3 separate regions of the Mus musculus genome follow, and regions 1 and 3 are each linked to region 2. Evidence: chromatin loops called from intact Hi-C (ENCODE). Cell type or tissue: heart. All regions are shown on one strand.

What was found. Hi-C counts contacts between places; a loop is a spot of excess contacts. Peaks named below come from ENCODE experiments on the same cell type or tissue, not always from the same donor. Only the 100,000 strongest peaks of a DNase experiment are listed, where the experiment ranks them.
Region 1: a loop joins it to region 2, with 1.8 times the contacts of the local background. A loop is called at or near these places in 1 of 42 quality-filtered maps.
Region 3: a loop joins it to region 2, with 2.1 times the contacts of the local background. A loop is called at or near these places in 1 of 42 quality-filtered maps.

Annotation. Positions count from the first base shown.
Region 1 is chr4:98,761,271-98,763,770 of GRCm38, forward strand. It overlaps Kank4 (KN motif and ankyrin repeat domains 4), which reads right to left. Exons shown (of 10, transcript NM_172872.3): 9 at 133-333. Among named protein-coding and RNA genes, the nearest start is that of Kank4os, 31 kb to the right of the region's middle. In heart, no CTCF peak of the experiment used is centred here; no DNase peak of the experiment used is centred here.
Region 2 is chr4:98,816,347-98,818,846 of GRCm38, forward strand. It overlaps Kank4 (KN motif and ankyrin repeat domains 4), which reads right to left and starts at 1,191. Exons shown (of 10, transcript NM_172872.3): 1 at 1,080-1,191. I0C0044D17Rik (RIKEN cDNA I0C0044D17 gene) reads right to left here. Exons shown (of 3, transcript NR_151512.1): 3 at 2,129-2,500. In heart, no CTCF peak of the experiment used is centred here; a DNase peak (open chromatin) is centred at 1,345; H3K4me3 peaks cover 1,576 bases; H3K27ac peaks cover 914 bases; H3K27me3 peaks cover 1,393 bases.
Region 3 is chr4:98,731,460-98,733,959 of GRCm38, forward strand. L1td1 (LINE-1 type transposase domain containing 1) reads left to right here. Exons shown (of 5, transcript NM_001081202.1): 3 at 1,684-2,500. The coding sequence starts at 1,744. Among named protein-coding and RNA genes, the nearest start is that of L1td1, 6.0 kb to the left of the region's middle. In heart, no CTCF peak of the experiment used is centred here; no DNase peak of the experiment used is centred here.

The DNA.
Region 1 (2,500 bases), 55 kb before region 2:
TAAAGCTTACGCCTGCCTTAGGAAGTTGACTTTATTGCTACGTCCATATGGTTTCCTGAATTCTGATGGTTGACAAGACACTTTTCAGGGCAGGTGTTAAATACCTACTGGTTAACTGCCTGTACATCTTACCTTGTCAGTCAGGCTGCTGTTGCAGGCTGGGTGTGCCAGGAGCAGTCGTACCAGGTCGGCGTTGCCTTGGTGACAGGCCAGCATGAGGGCGGAAGATCCATCATTGTCCTGCAGGTTGACATCTGCCTGGCAGCTCAGTAGTGCTTGGACCATGTCCTCCCGGTCGTGGCTGACTCCTAACATCAGTGCAGTCTGTCCTCCCTGCACACAGAGTGACAGCCACAAGCTGGAGCAAAACTTCTCAAGGGAATGGCCATTGATTAGATCGTCCCTCTGCCTGTGACACAGGACACATCCTTTTCTTTCTGGCTAACTTCTGTTTTCCCATGACTCTGATCAAATCCTTTGCCCTTTCCAAAGCCTTGCCTGGCTTCCCAGCATGGACAGGATCCCAGAGCTCTTACTGATTGCTTCCCAGTTTCCTTTGTCGCTGAGGGGCTGAGAAGTTGACGCTGGGGACTGCTCTTCTTTGCTTTTGCTCTTTGTAGTACAGAGGATTAGCTTCAGGGTACCACACGAGCTAGACAAATGCACTGCTACTGGACCACCCCCCAGGAATCTTAGTTTTTGTGTCAGACTCCCCAAGGCCTAGCACCAAGTATGTGATGGGAAGCAGTGACAGATGGAGTGGATGAAGGCTGTGGCTTTAGCCCATGCCTCCTTTCTCTGGGAAGCCTCAGTCTGCTTGATGCCTCTTGGGTTTTGTGTAAGGATACCCAGAACCCTCTTATCATTTGCAGACCCCGTATTGTTTCTAACCTGGGACCAGTGACAGTGTGGTTCTCTTTTATATTCCCATGGTCATCAGTGGGCATAGCAATGGACTAGACTCAGAGAATTAATCCAAGTTCTGTCTCTGCAATTTAATGTGGGACCATGCCAGGTTTCTGTTTTCCCTGAATTCTCATTTTTCTGTGCTTGAAAATTCATCTTATTATTTTTCCTGTGTGCTTTATGTGACTCTTGAGAAAATTGAGAGAAATAAAGTATATAAATACAGTAACATGAGGTGGTAATTTTTCTGATTATAAAGTGGCATTTATTTCTTATTTGCACAGGTCTGTTATATATTCCTGTTTTCGTTCAGCCTTACCCTATGACTTACTGTGTTTTGCTAAACTTTTTAAAGGCTCATCTCTCTCTTGGGATATCAGGTTCCTAAGAATAAGACAAGGTCTACGCCTTCTCTCCCTCCAGATCCCCTGTAGCTTTAAACCAGTGGTCCTCTACCTTCCTAAGGCTTTGGCTCTTTGCACAGTTTCTCATGTTGTCCTGACCCCAACCATAAAGTTATTTTTGTTGCTACTTCATAACTGTAATTTTACTACTTTTATGAATCATAAAGTATACATCAGTGTTTTCCAATGGTCTTATATAACCCTTGTGAAAAAGTCATTCTACCCTAAAGGGGTCTTGACCCACAGGTTAGGAACTGCTCCTCTAAACAATGTCTTTCAGGTCAAAAGCACTGAGGACATGTTGCTGGTGTAAGTTCTAATCACCTTGGCAGTGATTAGAAAAAATAAAAATAAATAAATAAAAAGGATTTGCAGTCTGAAATTTCCTGGCTCTGCCACGCAGCACTTGTGTGGGCTAGACACATGCAAGTTCATCTCTGTACCGTCTCCTGATGCGGGAGGACCATCTCTTGATGTGGGAGGACTGGGACAGTTAGTACACAACCTGCCTTGTGGGGCTGAGGAAAGACCCAAGGGTTTAGCAAGGTAGGTAAGTGTCCACTGCCATATCTCTGTGGAGGTTACAGATGACAGTGTGTAGCAGTTGCTTAGTTAGTGAGTGTAGGAATGACTAGGTGTTCTGTGGCCAGGTGCCACTGCAGAGAGCCTTCTTATTGCCTCTCTGCTCAACTCTGGGGCTTCCTTATCTTTCTTCTGGTCTAGATTAATACAATTTGGCTCAGTAATTGGCCATTTCCAAGTGTATACCAGACCCTGGGGTGACCCTGGAAATATGAAGATGTATCCCTCCCTCAGAGACTCTCAGTTCACTCCCAAAAGAGTAGAGCTCAACACAATTATTAAAACTTTTTTTTTTTTTTTTTTTTTTTTTGGTTTTTCGAGACAGGGTTTCTCTGTGTAGCCCTGGCTGTCCTGGAACTCACTCTGTAGACCAGGCTGGCCTCAAACTCAGAAATCTGCCTGCCTCTGCCTCCCAAGTGCTGGGATTAAAGGTGTGCGCCACCACCGCCTGGCTTAAAACATTTTTATTATTACTGTTTTATGTGTTTTGCCTGCATGTAAGTCTAGGAGGTCAAAAGAAGGCATCAGATTCCCTGGAACTGGATAGATGGTTGTGAACAGCCACGTGGATGCTGGAAATCAAATCTGGGTCCTCTGGAAGAGCATCC
Region 2 (2,500 bases):
GTGTGCTTTTTCTCTGGCTTTTACATCATTCCTACAACACACTGTCCCTGAGACACATCACGCCTCCTTGAGGTAGGAGGCTGGACTTTAAGGGCAATGCCAAAGTGGACCCCACTTCTGCTTCCTTGGGAAGCAACATGCTTTTCTGTGCCCTGTCTTGAGAAGCTAAGGAGCCCAATTTGGTTTACTCAGGTAGGTCCTCCGGGATTGCACTTTAAACTAGAGATGCCTTCTCTCTTGGCTGTAACCCCATCACTGGCTGCAGGTGATTCTCCCCTGGTCCTGTTTGCATAAGACTTTGCACAAGCCTCAGAGGACATCCTTGAAATGGAATAGCCTCTTTCTCCTGGAAAATGCCCACCCTGGTCTTACAAGTCTGTATCCCAGGATGCTTGGGAAGTAGTAGTCTGGTTTTCTGCAGCCCAGGGTAGCACGATGAGAGTAGGTTCCAGCCAAGCGTAGAATGCATGGACTTTTCAGCTCCTGTCTGTAACTGGTCAGTCTGCAGCGACAAAGTTCTGGGGTCAAAGATTTGACCTTAAAGAAGATGGGGAGGGGAGGAGAGCTAACCAAGAGGCACATGGGCTTGGCAAAGTATCCTCAGCCAGCGCCTAGCACACAGATGCAGGGCAGCCCTCCTCCCTCTGCCCAAGGTCGCATCCCATCATAGCTCTAGAAACTTCACCTAGGAGGAGGGAGGTGCGGGCTGGGGAACAGGCGCGATGTTTTGCAAAATGAAAGAGACTCGGCGATATTTAAGGTAGTCCTGTAAGCCAGCCGGGAGGCGCCCCCAGTCCCGTAAGCTGCATCCAGGACCGCAGCGTCCGTCTGAGGACAGCTGCGAGGGTCTGCACCACCTGAGTCTCAAGGACGACGAGATCCCCCTTCTACGGTCTCCCTAGTACCCAGAGCTGGAAAGCAAGAGCGGGTACCCTCCTTCCCCGACCCTCCGGACTCCCGGCTCAGGCTGCCGCAGCCTCTGCAGGGACGCGGCGCTAGCAGGGGTCGCGGAGCGCAGCGGGCGCAGCCTGGGTCGCGCGGGGCGTGTGTCCGGGGCGAGAGGACGCCAGACCACTTACCTTGGGGAACCGCGGGGTTCTGGCAGGAAGCGACCGCTGTGCAGGAGCAACGCGAGCTCCCACCCGGCTTCGGGGTGCACGCAGCTGCAGCTGCACGGTCTTCAGTGGCACGATCCTCCTTCCTCTGCACCGTCCGCGTCCGGCACGCACCGCGCGCCGCCGCACCCTGCTGTCCCGGGCGCGCACACCCTCCGGGCGCCCTCAGGTCGCCGGGCTGGGCCTGGAGCCGGGACGCACTAGCTGTGGGCACACCTACCGCGCCAGCTGCGGGACTGGGAGCGCAGGAGCCGGATCCTCGCCGCCGCCACCCGAGTCCCCGCCTTCCTGACGCGGCGCGGGCTTTGGTGTATAGGAAGGGGCAGAATTGCGACACCGAGGGGAGGGTCTTAGCCTTGGACAGAGTTAAGAAGAAAAACTTTTGGAAAAGAAACCAGAAAAGTCTCAGCCTGTGTAAGGCGCTTTCCAGATTTCCCCAGGGCTCCCCCGTGCGTTTTTCTAAGTTTGTCTAGACTCTGGAGTCTAGACGTTTCCGTCCCCACCATGGTGGAGAAACAGTATCAGACAGGGTAAGGGTAATAACTGCCCAAATCAGAACACGAACCAAGGCCTGACAACTGAGATCCTGTGAGCAGTGGGGTCCTAGCCCCAGTGTGGGGGTGTGAGAGTCGTTCACAACAGGACTTAGATGTCTCCTAAGCCATTTCCCTTCCAATTTCCTTCCAAATCCATGTTTCAGCTCCACATAAAAATCCGTCTTCTCTTCATACACCCATCTCCACAGCAGCTTTGTACCAATTAAAAGTTACTAAGCTTGAATGGACAGATAGCTAAGGACCACTTGGGCCAACACCTGGAAAGAGAAGTGGAGTGGTTTCTCCTAACCCCTCACAGAGAGGACCAACAGAAGGGGGAGGGAAGGAGATGGCAGCTGGCAGGTATCCAGAGTCCAGCTGTGACCTCCCCTGGCCCACCTTCCTAGAATCCATGCCCAGAAAGCAGCCCAAGGAGTTTTATTTTTGACATCGTGACCCAGATGGGACAGATAATTTGAATCAAGAGACATTTAATTTCCGTTTCGACAGAAACATAGTTATTAGGATGACTTCATTTCCACGAAGCTTTCATGATAGCAGTAACAAATGGGAATGATGGCCTCAGTGCTGGAGCCCAAATAGGAGTTGGGGGAGGGTCTGTGGCCCAAGGGAGAGCAGCCTCAGACTCTGCCTACTAAGGCCTGCTGGGTTATCCTCATCCGGTGAAAGGAAGGAATATGACAGGAGCGGCTCATTTTCCCAGAGAAGCCAGAAACCCAGACATTTAAGTGAGGTCTCTATTTTTTCCGACACCTCATTTTTAAAATGCCGCTCTTGCAGAGGACCCAGGTTTGATTCCCAGCGTTGGAATGATGGCTCACAACTGGT
Region 3 (2,500 bases), 85 kb before region 2:
GTGTTCTAGGCCTGTGAGCTAGTAATGTCACTGAGTTCTGGTTATCAGGTGCAGCCTGACTAAGCTCCTTTTACATATCTAAAAGGCTTCCCCCCAGACAGGGTTTCTCTGTGTAGCCCTGGCTATCCTGGAGCTCACTCTGTAGACCAGGCTGACCTCGAACTCAGAAATTGGCTTGCCTCCACCTCCCAAGTGCTGGGATTAAAGGGGTGCACCACCATTGCCCGGCTTAAACGCCATTTTTTTAAAAACTATCAGTGGGAGTATTATACACACACCCATCCGTATTAAATGCTGTTGTTGAAATGGACTAGCCTTTCCCTTCCAGCTCTAACTTGAATCCACAGTCTAAGGATCTATTTTGGTTTTTGAGATGAGGTTTCTCTGTTTAGCTGTGGCTGACCTGCTCTGTAGACCAGGCTGGCCTCAAACTCCCAGAGATCGTCCCACCTCTGTCTCCTAAGTGCTGGGATCAAAGGCGGGCGGGCACCACTGCCTGGCTAGTCAGTCTAAGGGCCTGTCAGTACAGATTGGGCCTTTGGGAGGAGAAAGGGGAATGGGATTTATTTTGACTCCTTCAGGAAGTATCTAACATTTTTCACTCTGGAAAAAAGTAATGTTCTTAGGTCAACCTCAAAACTTTTGTTTGTGGTACACACAACTTTTTACCTTTCCATTCATTTTTTTTAAATTTATTTTTGTTATATCTCATTATATGTTTTGTTATTTTATTTATTTATACTTTATATGTTTTGTTTTATTTTATATGAGGACAATTTGTTTTTGTTTTGTTTTGATTTTGGCTAATACATTTATAGAAAGTTGCAATCATAAAGGATATGGGAAGACACTACCTTTTTTTAGTTTTTATTTTTTTTATTAGATATTTTCTTTATTTACATTTCAAATGTTTTCCCCTTTCCTAGTTTCCCTCTAAAAATCCCCTATGCCCTCCCCTGCTCCCCAACCCACCCACTCCTGCTTTCTGGCCCTGGCATTCCCCTATACTGGAGCATAGAACCTTCACAGGACCAAGGGCCTCTCCTCCCATTGATGTCCAACTAGGCCATCCTCTGCTGCATATTTAGCTACAGAGGACAACTTGTAAAATTTGTGAGTCCTTTCATGTGAGTCCCAGGAATCAAACGCACACTGGTAGGCACCATCCTCTTACTTATCAGCTTTCTTTTTAAAGACAGGGTCTCCTTGTGTAGCTCTGTAGACCAGACTTGCCTTGAAAGCCACCAACCCTCACCTCTGGAGTGCTGGGATTGACGGCGTGAGCCACCGTGCCCAGCTTGCCAGTGCTCTCTTTCATGTTGCTTTTTTAGAACTGTGTGTGTGCTCTATTGCCCAGCTGCTGAGATGGAAGTCTCACTATGCTGCCTATCTCACCACCAACTCCTGGGCCCCTTCCTTGCTCTCCTAATTAGACGGAACTGCAGGCAAGCCCACCTCTCAATGGGCTTTAGTCAGCATGCATAAGTTGTGAGTTCTGACTTTTTTTCCTTGTTAGCATCTCCAGGAGCACATCACATTAGTGACCCTTTATACTTTATAATAAAGGTCTATGGATACACATAGCATAGTATTAAGTGTGCTTATTCTTGCCAAGTTTCTCAGTAAAACTCAGTAAGAACATTTTCATTTGTTTATATTTCAGATGACTTTTTTTCCTTTTAGGATTTTGAACTTCTGACGCTCTCGCCAGGAAAAGGTGCGCTTTGTGTCAGTGTATCCACCATGTCGGGCGTGCAGTCCAAAGCAGCCAGGCTTCAAAAGGAGCGGAAAGAAAAGCTGTCGGCAGACAGGGAGAGAAAAACGGCCACATCTCTGTGCTTAAAGCACAGCGAAGTACCTGCATCCATGATGAAGCAGTTTAATGCTTTAATGGAAATGCAAGAGGTGATGTTTGCAGAGATGAGAGAAACCTATAAAAACGATATAAAGGAAATGCTGTTAAAACGAACAGCACCTTGGGTGAAGCATTTGGAAGAGCGGATAGGGCAGCAAGAAGGAGATGCAATCTCGGAAAGGCCAAAGCCAGGAGAGAAAGTGGAAGAGTTAAGTTCTGGAACAGACGAGGACACTGAAAACCTGACTGTGAGAAGCAAGAAGGGTAAGCAGGACAAAGCTAAACCACTCAACAGCAGCCATGTCCTGAAATCATCACTAGAGAGAGGGGGAGAAGCCCTGCGTGGGGAACATGGCAGGTGTGGAGAGAGCAGCAGCCTTGTAGACTGGAAGAATGCGAATGAGAAGCCAGCCCGAGAAGCCAGCTGTCAGAGTGAAGAGAATCGTCTCAAGGCCCCCAAAGAGAGCCCGCCCGAAGGAGGCGCCGGAGCCACCCTAAGGCTGGCTGCTGACTTCTCGGCAGCCACGCTGGATGTCGGCAGGCAGTGGAGCCAAGTCTTCCGCCTTCTGAAAGAAAAGGAGTTGGAGCCTGAGCTGCAGTGCTCCGTGAAGTTGGCATTTAAGTGTGATGGGGAGGCGAACGTTT